2 separate regions of the Homo sapiens genome follow, and region 1 is linked to region 2. Evidence: read pairs that join two places in POLR2A ChIA-PET (ENCODE). Cell type or tissue: Caco-2. All regions are shown on one strand. Links, peaks and the distances in the headings refer to the core of each region. The heading gives the core; the rest is flanking DNA. Region 1 overlaps ACACA (acetyl-CoA carboxylase alpha). Region 2 has its middle 81 kb from the start of HNF1B.

The links. Peaks named below come from ENCODE experiments on the same cell type or tissue, not always from the same donor. Only the 100,000 strongest peaks of a DNase experiment are listed, where the experiment ranks them.
Region 1: POLR2A ChIA-PET joins it to region 2 with 9 read pairs; 2 of 35 experiments call an interaction of 5 or more read pairs at or near these places.

The regions. Positions count from the first base shown.
Region 1 is chr17:37,362,997-37,371,667 of GRCh38, forward strand. All of the region lies in intron 1 of ACACA (acetyl-CoA carboxylase alpha), which reads right to left. Among named protein-coding and RNA genes, the nearest start is that of C17orf78, 8.7 kb to the right of the region's middle. In Caco-2, for the core only: no CTCF peak of the experiment used is centred there; no DNase peak of the experiment used is centred there.
Region 2 is chr17:37,821,582-37,830,252 of GRCh38, forward strand. No RefSeq gene overlaps it. Among named protein-coding and RNA genes, the nearest start is that of HNF1B, 81 kb to the left of the region's middle. RefSeq lists enhancers at 3,208-3,502, 3,260-4,007, 4,757-5,504. In Caco-2, for the core only: no CTCF peak of the experiment used is centred there; a DNase peak (open chromatin) is centred at 3,510.

The DNA of each region.
Region 1 (8,671 bases), core at 155-8,154, 460 kb before region 2:
CACCAGGGTGCTTGTTAAAAATGCAGATTCCCAGCCCTTTTTTTTTTTTTTAATCACAACTACTCACTGCAGCCTCAACTCCTGGGCTCAAGCGATCCTGCCACCTCAGCCTCTCAAGTAGCTGGGACTACAGGGACATGCCACCACACCTGGTTGACTTTTTCTTTTCTCTTTCTCTTTTTCTTTTTTTTTTTTTTTTTTTTTTTGAGACGGTCTCGCTCTGTCACCCAGGCTGGAGTGCAGTGGCACGATCTCGGCTCACTGCAACCTCCACCTCCCGGGTTCAAGCGATTCTTCTGCCTCAGCCTCTCAAGTAGCTGGGATTACTGGCGCGTGCCACCATGCCCAGCTAATTTTTGTATTTTTAGGAGAGACGCGGCTTCACCATGTTGGTCAGGCTGGTCTTAAACTCCTGACCTTGTGATCCACCCGCCTTGGCCTCCCAAAGTGCTGGGATTACAGGCGTGAGCCACTGGACCTGGCCGACTTTTTCTTTTTTTAAAGCATCCCTAATAATTAATCACCCTAAAGTTTGAGAACAGTCGTTTAAGATTTATCATTATTGTTCCCCTCTTTGTGTGCCAGAGTCTCTGTTGAACAACAAGGCCTTCAATACCTGTCACTCTTAGGACAAGAAAGTCTCTCAAGTCAGGTTTGAGTTGAATCAAGGGAGGAAACAAAGTGCCTTAATAGAAAATAGAACCATGGGCTGGGTATGGTGGCTCACGCCTGTAATCCCAGCACTTTGGGAACACAAGGCGGGTGGATCACCCGAGGTCAGGAGTTCTAGACCAGCCTGGCCAACATAGTGAAACCCTGTCTCTAATAAAAATACAAAATTTGCGGCAGGGCACGGTGGCTCATGCCTGTAAACCCAGCACTTCGGGAGGACGAGGCGGGTGGATCACCTGAGATCAGGAGTTCAAGACTAGCCTGGCCAATATGGTGAAACCCTGTCTGTACTAAAAATACAAAAAATTAGCTGGGCATGGTGGCAGGCGCCTGTAATCCCAGCTACTCAGGAGGTGAGGCAGGAGAATTGTTTGAACCCAGGAGGCAGAGGTTGCAGTGAGCCGAGATCGTGCCACTGCACTCTAGCCTGGGTGACAGAGTGAGACTCTGTCAAAAAAATAAAAATAAAAAATAAAAAAATTGCTGGGTATGGTGGCACGTGCCTGTAGTCTCAGCTACTTGGGAGACTGAGGCAGCAGAATCACTTGAACCCAGGAGACAGAGGTTGCAGTGAGCCGAGATTGCACCACTGTACTCCAGCCTGAGCAACAAAGCAAGACTCCATCTCAAAAAAAAGAAAAGAGTCCAGCCATGGTGGCTCATGCCTGTAATCCCAAAACTTTGGGAGGCCAAGACGGGCGGATCACCTGAGGTCAGGAGTTCGAGACCAGGCTGGCCAACGTGGCAAAATCCCATGTCTAGTAAAAGTACAAAAATCAGCCTGGCATGGTGGCGGGCACCTATAATCCCAGCTACTTACGAGGCTGAGGCAGGAGAATCGCTTGAACCCGAGAGGCAGAGGTTGTAGTGAGCCAACAGGCCACTGCACTCCAGCCTGGGAGACAGAGAGAGACTCCGTCTCAAAAAAAAAAAAAAAGAAAAAGAAAAGAAAATAGAACCATGAAGAGCCCCCCCTGTCCTGGGGCTGTCTGACCATGAATCCAAATTCGTAGATAACAAGGTCAGTGATCAATTTTTAGGACAGAGAATAGAGGAATTATTGGGATATTATTTCCTGCTGACCACCAATAGTCATACTTTAATCTGGCTTCTGGCACTTGCCATGCTTATTCTTATCCTTATACCTTTGTTTATGGTGGCAGACTTGTCCAACTTTTCTCCTGTTTTTCTGAATCTTTCTAGTCCTTGGAAGTCCCATTTTCTCCAAGATTTCTCTTACTTCTCCAGCTTTCACTGATCTCTCTCTCCTTTGAATTCTTGTAGCAATATGGTCATACCACACAGTTCAGAATTTTTTTTCTGAGACAGAGTCTCGCTCTGTCTCCCAGGCTGTAGTTCAGTAGCGTGCTGTCAGATCACTGCAACCTCCGCCTCCCGGGTTCAAGTGATTCTCCTGCCTCAGCCTCCCGAGTAGCTGGAATCACATGCCCAGCCAATTTTTGTATTTCCGGCAGAGACAGAGTCTCACTATATTGGCCAGGCTGGTCTCAAACACCTGACCTCAAATGATCCTCCCACCTCTGCCTCCCAAAATGCTGGGATTACAGGTGTGAGCCACCATGCCTGGCCCACAGTTCAGAATTTAATTAGGATATATTTTTTTGTCTGCATACTGGTTTTAGCTCTCCAGTTAAATCCTGAAGGCAGAGACCATCTCTTATAGTTTGCTACCCCCTTTTATAGCTCTTCAAGTAGGACTAGGTATTTCTATTAGTAAGCGCTTCATTGACTGAAATAAAGATTAGCTCTGTACCTGAGAGGCCACTCTGCTCCTGATGCCTGCTTATCCGTCTTCACGTTGTCTCTGAGAGGCAAAGCCTCCAGTGGGATATATAGCTGCTTTACAGATGGACAGAATTCATCAAGAAAGTCAGTGCCTTGCCCACAACTGTGGCTCCAGTTGTGATATAAAAGAAAAATAAGACACAAAGTCCTTATCTGAATACTATGTCTCTTTGCTCTTGTTAATCACTCCAGTTTATCCAGAATTAAGAGCCTGAAGGAACTTCATACCATAAGGTCAGAAAATCTCCTCAGGAAGGCCACTTCATAAGTCTGGTCCTAATGATGAAAGGTAGAATTGCACAATGAAGGACAGCATGAGTAGTAGAGACTCCCCACGATGTTTTCACATGGACACAGGGTTTTCACATGGCATTTCTGCTCTCACTCCTTCCTTATCCAATGGCAAACACTTCCAGTCTCTATACTTCAGCCAGTTACCAAATCTTAACTTCTTCCTCCATGACACCTCCAATATATATGTTTTTAAGATCCCTTTCTAAGTCCTACACACCTCACAACTAAAATACCTGGAGAAATTTTAAAGGGCTCTTTAAAAACAGGAAAATGGACAAGATGACTTGTTTGGATTTTGCCCAGTCGTAGGATTCTGACATTTTATGTTGATCAGCTTTATAGCCTAGCCATCCCTGACTTCACTTTCCTCTAAAGCCATGACGGTGCTCCTGGTAAGTTGATTTCCTGCCCCATCCCTACCTTCTCTTTAGACTTCCCTAGTGTCTCCATCATTCCTATATCAGGTTCAGGTTTTTCCTGCTACATATTTAGGCCTCTACCTGTCTTCTACCTTCACTCTCTATTGTTGTTATTATATATGAAACACAATACATAATAAAATATAACATTAATAATTTTGTAGAGCCTTTATCGTCAAGAAAAATTGAGCCATCATTCAATTTCTTTTTATCCTTTTAATACCTTGTCTTAAAATTTTCCTGTATGTGATATCTTAGAGCAGAAGATTTCACAATGTCATGTCTTTTTTTTTTTTTTTGAGACGGAGTCTCACTCTGTCACCCAGGCTGGAGTGCAGTGGCACGATATCAGCTCACTGCAACCTCTGCCTCCCGGGTTCAAGCAATTCTCCTGCCTCAGCCTCCCAAGTAGCTGGGATTACAGGCACCTGCCACCACGCCTGGCTAATTTTTGTATATTTAGTAGAGACAGGGTTTCACCATTTTGGCCAGGCTGATCTGGAATTCCTAACCTTGTGATCCACCCGCCTTAGCCTCCCAAAGTGCTGGGATTACACACGTGAGCCACTGCACCTGGCCACAATGTCACGTCTTTTTAAAAAAAAAATCTCACCTCTGGGCCAGGTGTGGTGGCTCATGCCTGTAATCCCAGCACTTTGGGAGGCCAAGGCAATAGGGTTACCTGAGGTCAGGAGTTTGTGACCAGCATGACCAACATAGAGAAACCCTGTCTCTACTAAAAGTACAAAAATTACCTGGGTGTTGTGGCAGGCACCTATAATCCCAGCTACTCAGGAGGCTGAGGCAGGAGAATCCGTTGAATCCGGGAGGCGGAGGTTGCAGTGAGCCAAGATCATGCCATTGCACTCCAGCCTGAGTGACAGAGCAAGACTGCGTCTCAGAAAAAAATATATATATATATATCATCTCACCTCTGGTTAACTCCTAGACCTGCAGGTAGAAAGTTATTTTCCAACACAAGTCTTGTTTATCAGTGGACCTATTGTGCTGATGTGCCCAATTTTCTTATTGGAAAAAGAAAAAAAAAAAAAGAAGAAAGAATAAAGACAACAAAAAATCCATGAAAAGGAAATGTAGCTTCAATCAATGAACAAGATGGTCATAATCAGTTGAATAACATAGTTTTGGGGGTGAATACAGGCAAGCAAAACTGAGAAGAACCGATTCTTGGTATTGGCAGTGTCAGTCTCAAGAGCGGCAGCAACTCTACCTTCTCTGTGCTCTGTATTATAAACAGCTTGAGCTCTTTAATCAGGCTATGCTTTAAATCCTGACTCTGTCGCTAATTAGCTCTGTGGCCTTGAGGAACTGACACCTTTCTGAGCCTCAGTTTCCTTATCTATATTATATATATCTATCTTATATTCAGGATATAAAGCCTACCTTCTAAGGTGGTGTTTTGGATTAAATGATGTAACCAACATGTTAAGCTTCTGGCACAGAGCTTGTTAGATAGTAGGCACACAGAAAATATTACTTTCCCCTTTCTCTCCATGTTCCTTTCCTTTCATTTCCTATTAGTAATCGATACAGAACAGAATGCTTTATGGATCCTCAATTAATTCAGAAATTGTGATTGCTGGGCACAGTGGTTTATGCTTGCAATCCCAACACTGTGAGAGGCCAAGGTGGGTGGATCACCTGAGGTCAGGAGTTCAAGATGAACCTGGCCAACATGATGAAACCCCGTCTCTACCAAAAATACAAAATTAGCCGGGTGTGGTGGCACACACCTATAGTCCTAGCTACTTGGGAGGCTGAGAAAGGAGAATTGCTTGAACCCGGGAGGCGGAGGTTGCAGTGAGCCGAGATCACACCACTGCACTCCAGCCTGGGCAAGACAGAGTGAGACTCCGTCTCAAACAAACAAACAAACAAAAAATTGTGTCATTACTAAATTCACTGCCTCCTGCACCCACCATGAGCAACAGAGTGGAGGCCCTGTCTTAGCTATGAGGGAGGCTGAGGAAGGAGAATCACTTGAACCCGAGGGGCGGAGGTTGCAGTGAGCCGTGTTTGCACCACTGCACTCCAGCCTGGGTGACAGAGCGAGACTCCGTCTCAAAAAATAAATAAATAAAAAATTCAGTGGCTGGGCACTGTGGTTCACACCTATAATCCCAGAACTTTGGGAGGCCAAGGTGGGTGAATCACCTGAGGTCAGGAGTTCAAGACCAGCCTGGCCAACATGGTGAAACCCTGTCTCTACTAAAAATACAAAAATTAGCTGGGCATGGTGGCGGGAACCTGTAATCCCAGCTACTCGGGAAGCTGAAGGAGGAGAATCACTTGATCCCAGGTGGTGGTGGTTGCAGTGAGCCAAAATTGCGCCATTGCACTCCAGCCTGGGTGACAAGAGCAAGACTCCATCTAAAAAAATAATAATAATAAAATGAAAATTCAGTTCACCAACCCATCCGCCCCAATATTTCCAGGTTAATGGAGCATGTGATCAGGGACCTTGGGATATTATGAATCCTTTACCCTTACTTGGAAGGAGCAAATGACTGTGGCCTGAGCTTCTGAGTACCAACCAAAGGGCTGGCACGTGTGAGTATGCCTGGCCCCACTCAGGCTTATTATTGCATCACACAGGAAAGATTCTTTGGCCCCTTTGGCAAGCATGTGTAATAGTAGGAACCTGCATATATTACAAGTAGGAGTGTAATGAGGACAATCCCTTAGAAAACAGTTTGGCATTAATTGGTAAAGTTGTACATACCCTACATACCCTATAACCAGCGTCTACTTCTGGATTTATACCCTGGAGAAACTTTCAAAACTGCCCCAGAAACATTGCTCATTATGGCTACAAACTGGAAACAACACAAATGTCTCTCAACAGGAGAATGAATATATAAATTGTGATACATTCATACAATGAAATATTATAAAGCAATGAGAATGAACAGATGATTGCTACATGAAGAAATACGGATGGATTTTACCAACATAATGTTGAGCAAAAAATGTATGTTTCCTGCTACAAAAACAGGCAAAACAGGCCAGGTACCAGTGGCTCATGCCTATAATTCTAGCACTTTGAGAGGCTAAAGCAGGAGGATCACTTGAGGCCAGGAGTTCGCGACCAGCCTGGGCAGCATAGGGAGACCCTATCTCACAAAAATTATAAACAATTTAGCTGGGCAAGTGATACACGCCTGTAGTCCCAGCTACTTGGGTGGCTGAGGTGGGAGGATTGCTTGAGCCCAGGAGTTGGAGGCTTCAGTGAGTCTTGATCACACAATTCCACTCCAGGCTGGGTGACATAGCAAGACCCTGTCAAAATAAAACAACAACAAAAAAATGGGCAAAACAAGCCAGGTGCATGCCCCTGTAGTCTCAGCTAGTCAGGAAGCTGAGATGGTAGGATCACTTGAGCCTAGGAGTTCAAATCTGGCCTGGGCAACACACAGAGAGAGAGAGACCCCATTTCTAGAAAAAAAAAAATAGGCAAAACTCATTTGTGATGGCAAGAATCTGGATAATACATTCTTTTTTTTGTTTTGTTTTTGAGATGGAGTCTTGCTCTGTAACTGCAGGCTGGAGGGCAGTGGTGCAATCTTGGCTCACTGCAACCTCCACCTCCCAGGTTCAAGCAATTCTCCTGCCTCAGCTTCCCGAGTAGCTGAGATTACAGGTGCGTACCACCACACCCATCTAATTTTTGTATTTTTAGTAGAGACGAGGTTTCACCACGTTGGCCAGGCTGGTCTCCAACTCCTGACCTCAGGTGATCTGCCCTCCTTGGCCTCCCAAAGTGCTGGGATTACAGGCGTGAGCCACTGCGCCTGGCCCCTCCTTTTTTTTTTTTTTTTGAGACAGAGTCTCACTCTGTCACCAAGGCTGGAGTGCAGTGGCCCAATCTCGGCTCTGCAACCTCTGCCTCCTGGGTTCAAGCGATTCTCCTGCCTCAGACTCCTGAGTAGCTGCACTACAGGCATGAGCCACCATGCCCATCTAATTTTTGTATATTTAGTAGAGACGGTGTTTCACCATGTTGGCCAGGCTGATCTTGAACTCCTGAGCTCAGGTGATCCACCTGCCTCAGCTTCCCAAAGTACTGGGAATACAGGTGTGAGCCACAGTGTCCAGCTGATAATATTTACTTTTGATGGTGAGGAGTGACTGGGAGAACACATAAAAGAAATTTCCAGCCCAGACGCGGTGGCTCACGCCTGTAATCCTAGCACTTTGGGAGGCCAAGGCAGGCGGATTGCCTGAGCTCAGTAGTTCAAGACCAGCCTGGGCAACACGGTGAAAACTAGTCTCTACTAAAAAAAAAAAAAAAAAAAAAAATTAGCCGGGCATGGTGGTGTGTGCCTGTAGTCTCAACTACTTGGGAGGCTGAGGCAGAAGAATTGCTTGAACCCGGGAGGTGGACGTTGCAGTGAGCCGAGATTGTGCCACTGCACTCCAGCCTGGGTGACAGAGCTAGACTCTGTCTCCAAAAATAATGTAAATAAATAAATAAATAAATAAATAAAAATTAGGCCAGGTACGGTGACTCATCCCTGTAATCCCTGCACTTTGGGAGGCTGAGGTGGGCGGATCACCCTGAGGTCAGGAGTTCGAGACCAGGCCGGCCAACATGGCGAAACCCCGTCTCTACTAAAAATACAAAAATTAGCCGGACTTGGTGGCACATGCCTGTAATCCCAGCTGCTTGGAAGGCTGAGGCAGGAGAATCGCCTGAACCTGGGAGGCAGAGGTTGTAGTGAACTGAGATTATGCCACTGCACTCCAGCTTGGGCAACAGAGCAAGACTCCATCTCAAAAAAAAAAAAATACATAGAGTTTGATTCCATTTATATAACATTCAAAAGTAAACAAAATATTTTTAGTGATACATATATAGAGAGTTCAATTTTTTTGTTTGTTTGTTTTTGAGATGGAATTTCACTCTTGTTGCCCAGGCTGGAGTGCAATGTCACGATCTCGGCTCACTGCAACCTCCACCTCCCGCGTTCAAGTGATTCTCCTGCCTCAGCCCCCCGAGTAGCTGGGATTACAGGCATCTGCCACCATGCCTGGCTAATTTTGTATTTTTAGTAGAGACAGGGTTTCTCCATGTTGGTCAGGCGTGTCTTGAACTCCTGACCTCAGGTGATCCACCTAACTCAGCCTCCCAAAGTGCTGGGATACACGCATGAGCCACGACGCCCGGCTGATAGTTCAATGATTTTACAAAACATGGAAAAATAAAGATTGGGAGGAGGAAAGAGACCGGAGGACCAGAGGCACAGACATGTAAAGAGCATCCATGATGCTGGCAATGTTCAATTTCTTAATTTGGGTGATGGTAACATATGTTCACCTTTTCAGTATTATTATTATTATTGAAAATATACTTATGTTCTATATACTCTCCTGTATATATGGTATATTCCACAATTAAAAAACGGCCGCGGCCAGGCCGAGTAGCTCACGCCTGTAATCCCAGCACTTTGGGAGGCTGA
Region 2 (8,671 bases), core at 498-8,497:
ACTTGTCTCAAGACTTCACATACTGACTCCTTCATTCAGTGAGTGCTTACTGAGATCCTACCAGGTGCTGGGCACAAGAATGAACAAGACACTTATGGCTCCTACCCCCATAGAGTTTACAGACAAGGGGAGAGGCTTATAGTCACCTGGACCGAAATGGTGCCCCCAGTACACTGTGAGCTCCTTGAAGGTACAGATCGGGTTGTATTGAGTTTTGCAAATTTTCATTTATTTTATTTTAAACTTTATTATGTAATTTACATGCCATAAAATTCACCATTTTAAAGTGTACAATTCAGTGCTTTTAATATATTCACAAGGTTGTGCAACCATCACTTCTGTCTAATTCTGGGACATTTTCATTGCCCCAAAAAGAAACCCTATGACCGTGAGCAGCTGCTCCTGTTTCTCCTCCCCAGTCCCCAACAGATAAGATGGTAATCACTCATCTATTTGCTATTCTATGGATTTGCCTTTGGACATTTCATATCTGCATATGGACATTTCATATAAATGGAACCATGCAATATGTGGTCTCTTTGGTGGACTTACTTTAACTTAGCATAATGTCTCCAAGCTCTTCCATGTTATAGAATGTATTACTACTTAATTTCTTTTTATGGCCCAATATCCCATTGAATCCATTGCATAGAGATACTACAGTTATCCATTTATCAGTTGATGAATGGTTCTACTTACTTTTTTCTTTTTGAGGCAGGGTCTCATTCTGTCACCAAGGTTGGAGTGCAGTGCTCCAATCACAGCTCACTGCGGCCTCTACTTCCTGGGCTCAGGTGATCCTCCCACGTCAGCCTTCCAAGTAGTGGGGACTACAAGCACACGACACCATGCCCAGCTAATTTTTTGTATTTTTAGTAGAGATGGGGTCGCATCATGTTGCTTAGGCTGGTCTCCAATTCCTGGGCTCAAGCAATCCACCTGCCTAGGCCTCTCAGTGAAGGGATTACAGGTGTGAGCCACCACACCTGACTGGTTCTATTTACTTTCGTATTTTGTCCCTTAATATCTTTCTCCCTCCCTCTTGCCCTTCCTTCTTTCCTTCCTCTCTTCTCTAGTCCTCCTTCCTTCCCTCTCTCATTCTTTCTTTCCTCTTTCAAATACTTGTTATTCCACACCTACCATGTTATGGACACTGTAATGAACCTTCTGGTAAAGGTTCCAGACTAAAGAAAACGAAAAAGCACCATTTTAAAAAAGTTTTAAATAAATGCTTTGTTTTAAAATAGTTTTAGATTTACAGAAAAGGGCCGGGTGCGGTGGCTGACGCCTGTAATCCCCACACTTTGGGAGGCCGAGGTGGGTGGATCAACTGAGGTCAGGAGTTCGAGACCAGCCTGGCCAACATAGTGAAACCCCATCCTTACTAAAAATACAAAAATTAGCCAGGCGTGGTGGCGGGCACCTGTAATCCCAGCTACTTGGGAGACTGAGGCAAGAGAATCGCTTGAACCTGGGAAGCAGAGGTTGCAGTGAGCTGAGATTGTGCCATTGCACTTCAGCCTGGGTGACAAGAACGAAACTCTGTCTTTTTAAAGTAACTCTCTTTTTTAAGAAACTCTCGGCCGGGAGCAGTGGCTCACGCCTATAATCCCAGCACTTTGGGAGGCCGAGGCGGCTGGATCATGAGGTCAGGAGATCAAGACCATCCTGGCTAACACGGTGAAACCCTGTCTCTACTAAAAATACAAAAAATTAGCCAGGCGTGGTGGTGGGCGCCTGTAGTCCCAGCTACTTGGGAGGCTGAGGCAGGAGAATTGCTTGAACCCTGGAGGCGGAGCTTGCAGTGAGCTGAGATCGCGCCACTGCACTCCAGCCGGGGCGACAGAGCAAGACTCCATCTCAAAAAAAAAAAAAAAGATTTACAGAAAAGATGCAACAGGAGTACAGAGTTTGTGTATCTCATCCCAAGTTTCCCCTATTGTTAACATTTTACATTACTCTAGACAAGTTCAGGGTGGTGTGGCCATAGACTTACATTACTGTAGTCCATTTGTTGCAACTAAGGAGCCAGCATTGTTACACTACTGTTAACTAAACTCTACACTTTATTCATATTCCACTAATTTTTCCTAATGACTTTTTCCTATTCCTGGATCCCATCCAGGGTGCCACATTGCACTCAATCATCGTGTCTCCTTAGCCCCCCAGTCTGTGACAGTTTCTCAGGCTTTCCTTGGCTTTGGTGACCGTGACAGTTTTGAGTAGTAGGGGTGAAGTTCTTTGTAGAACATCCATTGCTTTGGGTTGTTCTGATGTTTTTCTCCTGGTTAGGCTGGGGTTACGGTTTTCTGGGGGAGGACCACCCTAGAGGTGAATAAAGGCACCATTTTTAAATTGCTGTGAGGTGCCCTGAACTAAGAAGTGAGACCAAATCTACCAGGGCTATTCAGAAAAAAATCAGAGAAATCTTACTTTTGAGGTCTTTAAATGGTAGTGGTGGGGTATAGAAGGATTCCTTGGAAATTTTTTCCTAAGGAAGTTGTTTGTTGCCTATCATCATGGTGGTGACTAAATGAGCCTTTATCTGACATATAGACAAGATTTGACATTTGTTCTTTTCCTCCCCATTGGCTCTAGAGTGTGGCCTTGGGTGAGTCAAGCCTTCTTCCTTGGCCTCTATAGAATTAGGAAGTTGGAGCTAATGACCTTGGAGGCCTCTTTCCACTGTAATGGCTTATGCTATAATAGGTGGCCCATAACTCCCCTCAACATCTGTGAATTCCAAAGTTGGGCTCCCCTCTGCTCCTCTATCAGTCCAGGCTGTTTGTATTCAGGTGACATGTGCCCCTAGGGACGTGGCCCACCCCAACCCCCTTTTCAAAGCCTTCCTTGCAGACAAACACACACACAAAAACAAGCCCTAGATATTTGCAGCATGGATCTCCACTTCGAGGCACTCAGTGAACATTCCAGGGCAGCAGTGCCCAGAGCCGGACCCCTGCCCTGGCCATCCCTGCAGCCCTGCTGACACAGCACAAGAGCCAGCATGGCCAGGGTCACAGGCAGACCTACACGCCACACCATGCTGGAGGCTCTTTCACCCCAAGGGGCTGTTTTGGTTCAGCAGCTCCTGTGTCTTGAATAAGTTAATCACTGATGACAAGAGATTAATTTATAACCGGACAGCAGACAAGATAGTTCGGGCTTTGGCGAGGTGGCACTGAACTGTGGCGCAGGGCATTGCTCAAAAGACACCTGGGTCTGCAGCTTGGTGCAGAGGCTGGGAACTTCAGATCCTCACCGGTTCCCCAGAGGCCACTTGGTCCAAAGAGAGGAAACACGTGCTGAGGACTTCTGTTTCCTCTCTCCAGCACATTTACTTGTAGAAAACATGTCCAGGCAACAGGCAGGCCCGTTAGAAAAGTCCAGTTAAGAGAGAGCACCGGCATGCCAACCCAGCCCAGGCCCATTGGAGGAAGAGGGAGAGGGGTGGGGAGAGAGGAAGTCATGGAAAGATGTGGAAGGATAGATGGGAGCCTGGGGTGAGAGCTCATTCCTACAGCCTGAGTCACCCAGCGTGTGGATTCTCCCCTCCAGCTCAGGCAGGGCTCAGGCAGGTCTTTGAGGATCTGCCCTCCCATCCCACAGGCATCCTCTCTGTTGTTTCTAACGTTAACCTCCTCATTCTGGGCTCAAAAAAGAAAAAAGATGGAAGTGCAGCATGATGTGCAGGCCTCTCTGGGGCCTGACCTTCATGCTCCAGATACTGCTTTTATATTAAGTAAGGTGACCCTTCTCTGCCACACTGGAGATGCGTGGCTGTAGATATTGGCTTTAGGGACTACTATTTCTGCCAGCTTCAGCAGTCTCCTATATCCAGCCAGGATAGTTTAGAGTTCTTAAATCAGGCCTATTTATCAAAGAAGTCCATGGCAATACTTCCCTGATGGCCATGGGACCTCAGGAGCCCACAGTCTAACTAGAGAAAGAACATGAGAAAGAGGGAGACAGGAAATGGGACTGAAAATAGGATGGAAGCTGCATGAAAAATGGGGGTGCAGAGGAACTCCTCTGGGGACTGCCAAAATATGGGCTTCTTACCTAAAAGGGCTCTGGGAGCCCAGCTGAGTGGTGGGTGACTTACGCTTGATCGTCCCCCAGGAATGGATTCTTGTCATTTGGATTCAACCCTGCTGCCCTGTCCCCATTTGTTCACCCCATGTGCACCAATGTCTCTGTCTCTGTCTTTGTTTATGTCATTCCCTTGACCCAGAATGCCCTTCCCAGCCATCAAGACCTGGCTGGGACATCATTTGTGCTGGAAAGCCTTCCACAGATCTTTATGTGGGACCTCCTTCTCTTTGGTCCCCGTGCTTCTTTGTATCTATTGCAACAGTATCTGTTGGTTCTGATAGGCAGATTCGTGTCACCTGGGGGACCTTGTTAAATACACAAATCCTAGCCCTGAATCACAATCTCTTGGGGTGGGTTTTGGGAAGCTGCTTTCATTGGTCTTCATATGTGTTTTGAATGCCTAGCCAGGGTTGGATATGTCTTTTCTGGACTGTGTCTCCTGGGGGTGGGCACAGAACTTACATCATGGTGACCACATGTCACTGTGCCCAGACAGCCTCCTAGGCCTGGCAAAAAGGGATGCAGAGTGCAAGGCCCACACCCTTTAATTCACACCATTTTAATTCATTCATAGTTCCTGCTTCATGCCCCAGACACTATGCTGGGTCCTGGGGATACAAGAGCAAAACCCAACATAGTTTGCCTTCACACGGCTTCCAGTCTAACGGGGGGAGAATAGAGGTGACTCAAATTCCCTACACCCACATAATTACAAAGTGCAGCTTGAGTGTTGTAAAGGAAAAACAAAGGTGCTCAGAGAACCTGCAATGGGGACTCTGATGTAGGCTGGGAGGTCAGGGAAGGCTGAGGAGAGCCCGAAAGGAGGGGCAGTAAAGGAGGGGAGGGGCTGGAAACAGTCTCTTACTGGGGTCTTCTCAGAACTGTGTTCATTTAGGCCAGCTGGGAGGCATTAGGGTGTAAGCTCCTCTACAGACACCCAAGATCGTTTCCCCATCTTCTCCCCACGCCTGCCCCGCCACCCAGCCTTCACTTCTGCTTTCCTGCCATCTGCTCTTGCTGTGAGCCTTTGGGAGCTGTTGTGTTTGTTAACAAAGGAAAGACCCATTTTTCCATGCTGAGTGGCTGCCTGCTAGCATATACAGTGCCTCTACTGAATTACCAAAAGGTGCACCTCCATTTGAACTGACCTAACCTTGCACTGAACACATGACTTGGCCGGTGGAGCTCAGGCTGGATTTAAGCAGCTACTCCTGCCTCCCCTACCCACTTTTGGCCCAGTGCCCTTGTGCAGTGAACAACTTGGACAACCTTCTGTAGTGGCCCTGCTGCAGTCTCCTCTTAGGCAGAAAGTTCTGGCTTCTTGGCTCACCCTCACAGCTAGAAGATTCCTTTATCCCAGAAGGAGATAATTACATCTTCTATGGCATAAATCTGTTTGGACATTTAGAGAAGAATTTATATGTATTTTCTGAAGGACTGGGTGTTTTTCTGATCTAAATTGAAATGATGATTCTTTTAAATATGATCCAAGAGAGTCCTTTCATGTGGTAATTCACACACACTCTGGCTGATAAGCCCTAGACTTGGCAAAAGGTTCAAAGCAGAAACTGGGTTCAGATGAGGCACAGGGATACTTTTTGATCTGATTTTCTTCTAGCCACTGACATTGGGAGAATTTTGGCCTCTGAGTGGCAGTGGGCCCCAAAAAGCCTGGTAAAGTAAGATCTTTTTTTTCTTTCTTTTTTTTTTTTTTTCTTTTTTGAGACAGTCTTGCCCTGTCATCCAGGCTGGAGCACAATAGTGCAGTCTCGGCTCACTGCAACCTCTGACTCCCAGGTTCAAGTGATTCTCCTGCCTCAGCCTCCTGAGTAGCTGGGATTACAGGTGCACACCACCATGCTTGGCTAATTTTTTCTTTCTTTTTTTTTTTTTTTTGTATCTTTAGTAGAGACGGGATTTCACCATGTTTGTTAGGCTGGTCTCGAACTCCTGACCTCGTGATCCACCCGCCTCGGCCTCCCAAAGTGCTGGGATTACAGGCTTTAGCCATCGCGCTGGGCCAAAATAAGATCTTTTTAAAGAAAGTCTGAAATGCCTAGAAAGAGTAGAGGAGTCCTTACTACACTTGGCTTTAGAAAAAGAAGCCTTTTCTGGGAGAAGATAACTCTCATCACACACTAAGCAAGTCAGAGGATCTGAGCTGGAGTGGCCCTTGAGAGGTATCTCATCTAGATCCTTCTTTTTACCCTTTGGAAAACTGAGGCTCAGAGAGAGGAAGTGGATTGGCTTAGGTCCCACAGTGAGTGGCAGAGCCAGGATCACACCTGACGGGTGCTTGCTTCTGCACCTGAACCTTGAGGGTCGCTGTTCCCCCACATAGTAGTGCCAACAGGGTCCCCTATGAGGATGGTGCAAGCTCAAAGGGTGGCTGTGTGTGGGAATGGTGAGAAGGGGACATCATCTAGGACCATAAATCATGGTGTCTCCTCAAGCCCAGTGTGGCCCCTCCTCTTCCAGATACAGAAAGCTGCTTCTGCTACTTAAGGGACAGGCATCATCTTCAAGAGGTAACACTAGGAATAGAATGAGAACTGGGAGTGGTGGAAGCGGAAGACAGAAGCTGATCTTATGGACACAGAAGAGTATGTAAGTGAATCACAGGCCATATCACAGTTTCATCAGTGATTATAATAATTGGTTTTGGGCTGGGGGAGTATTGGTTGTCAAAGTGACATCCTCTTTTAGGTGCCATATTTTTCCATGTCTGACGTCGGAAAAAGCACTTTCAGTTGTGAGGATAAGATGAGCTCACAGGTGCTCAGGAAATGGCAGCATCTCTTGAGAGATTCTGTTAAGGAAAGTGGAGGAGGAAGGGAACTAGATATAAATCTTCTCCTTTAATACTTTCAGGAGGTATGGTTCTCCTTATCTCACTGAAAAGGAAACAGGGCAAATTTCCTGCCCAAGGTCACACAGCCCAAATGTAGGGAAGCTCAGCTCTTCTGATTCTGGGCCATTCCCCCCACTTCACCTTGCAGTGCCATGCTAGCTTCTCTTAGACTTACCGTTAATTTCCATCAGTTTCAGCTGACTCATCCTTTCCTCCCAGGCCCTGAGACCACACCCAGGGTTGTTTGTTTTTAACTCTAAGATCATCCTGTTTTCCATAGGCCTGAGCTCCATCAGCAAGCCAGGACCCTCTTCTGATCCATACTCCAAAGTCAGCATAAACATCTCCAGCCAAAGCTGTTCCTTGTTCTGTCAGTAACACAGTTCCCGAGGAGACCAGGGCCTCTTTCCTTCCGTTGTCTCCTGGTTGCTCTGCTTCTGGTGACGAAACAGGGGCAGCGTCAAATGAAGAACATCATCTGTCCTACAGACTAGGCAACTGTGAATTTTTCATCAATCCTGATTTCTCTAATGAATTGCAACATGCTCTAACTCCAACATTCAAAATTCAACATTTCCATTCCCTATTTGTTAAGGGTGCAGGTGAATATGAAAAGGCAAATTCAAAAGGTGAACTTTCCTATCTCTGAAGGGCACATGCAGGAGCCTGAACCCGGCTGGGAGCCAGGAGACCTGCATTTTGGTCCTGACTCCCTCCCTGCTGCCTGTGTGCTCTTGGGCAAGTTGCTTAATCATTCTGGGTTTACGTGCTTGTTAAGGACTCTTTCAGTGCAAATATTTTATAATTATAAACACTGAGAAGATCCTGTCAATAATGTAGTTCCTTTGTCATGCTAAATGTCACACATGCATCATGGCCTATGATACCTGATGAGTTTAGAATTTTTTCTTGATTGGAACAGGGATGGGTGTTTAAAACAAAAGACTTGAGTCCTTTCCAGCTGGGGCCCTGAGTCTGTGGGTTTGGTAAGTCAATTAGGCTGCAGAGTCACAAGTAGTTTACCTTGTCAAAATACTAGCCATTTGTTTAAAATCAAATCCTCAAGATGGAGTGGTATTTCCAAACTCCACTGAGTTGGAGCCTCAGAACTAGAGAACTGGATAATGGAGTTAGTCCAGCACATACTTCTGCTTTGCTAATACCTTCCGTTTTTGTCTAGTACCCCTTGGTAGTGAAATATCTGTTCTGGGTCTTTCCAAGGACAACCACATCCGAGTGGGGAGAAGGCCGACATTCAGGGTGCTGGAAGGGTGGGGTGGCATGATTCAGATCAACAGGGCTGACTTTCCACTGTTTCACCTCACTTGCACTGTAGCCACCAGTTCTGGGACTCCTCAGTTGACAGATGTGGAGACCCAGAGTCAAGGAATGATGTCCCCTAGGACCCCTGGGGAATTTGACACAACCACAGTCAGCACCTGGCTGCCATCAGCCTAAGGCTGTCACTCGAGAGGGCTTCCTCTCCAGATGAATACAAGCTGACTTGAAGGGTAAAAGAGTCTAAAAAACATACGATTATCTTAAGAACAACTTTAACACATGTAAATAAAGACCCATAGATTTTTATTTCTATTTTCAGTCAAACACATATCAAAACCCGGCATGTTTTCAAACACCACGGCGGATACTTGATTTGTATTTCCTGAAGCCACCCCAGTGAGCCACTCTGAAATAAATTAAAAAGAATGGTCAAGGCTGAATGCA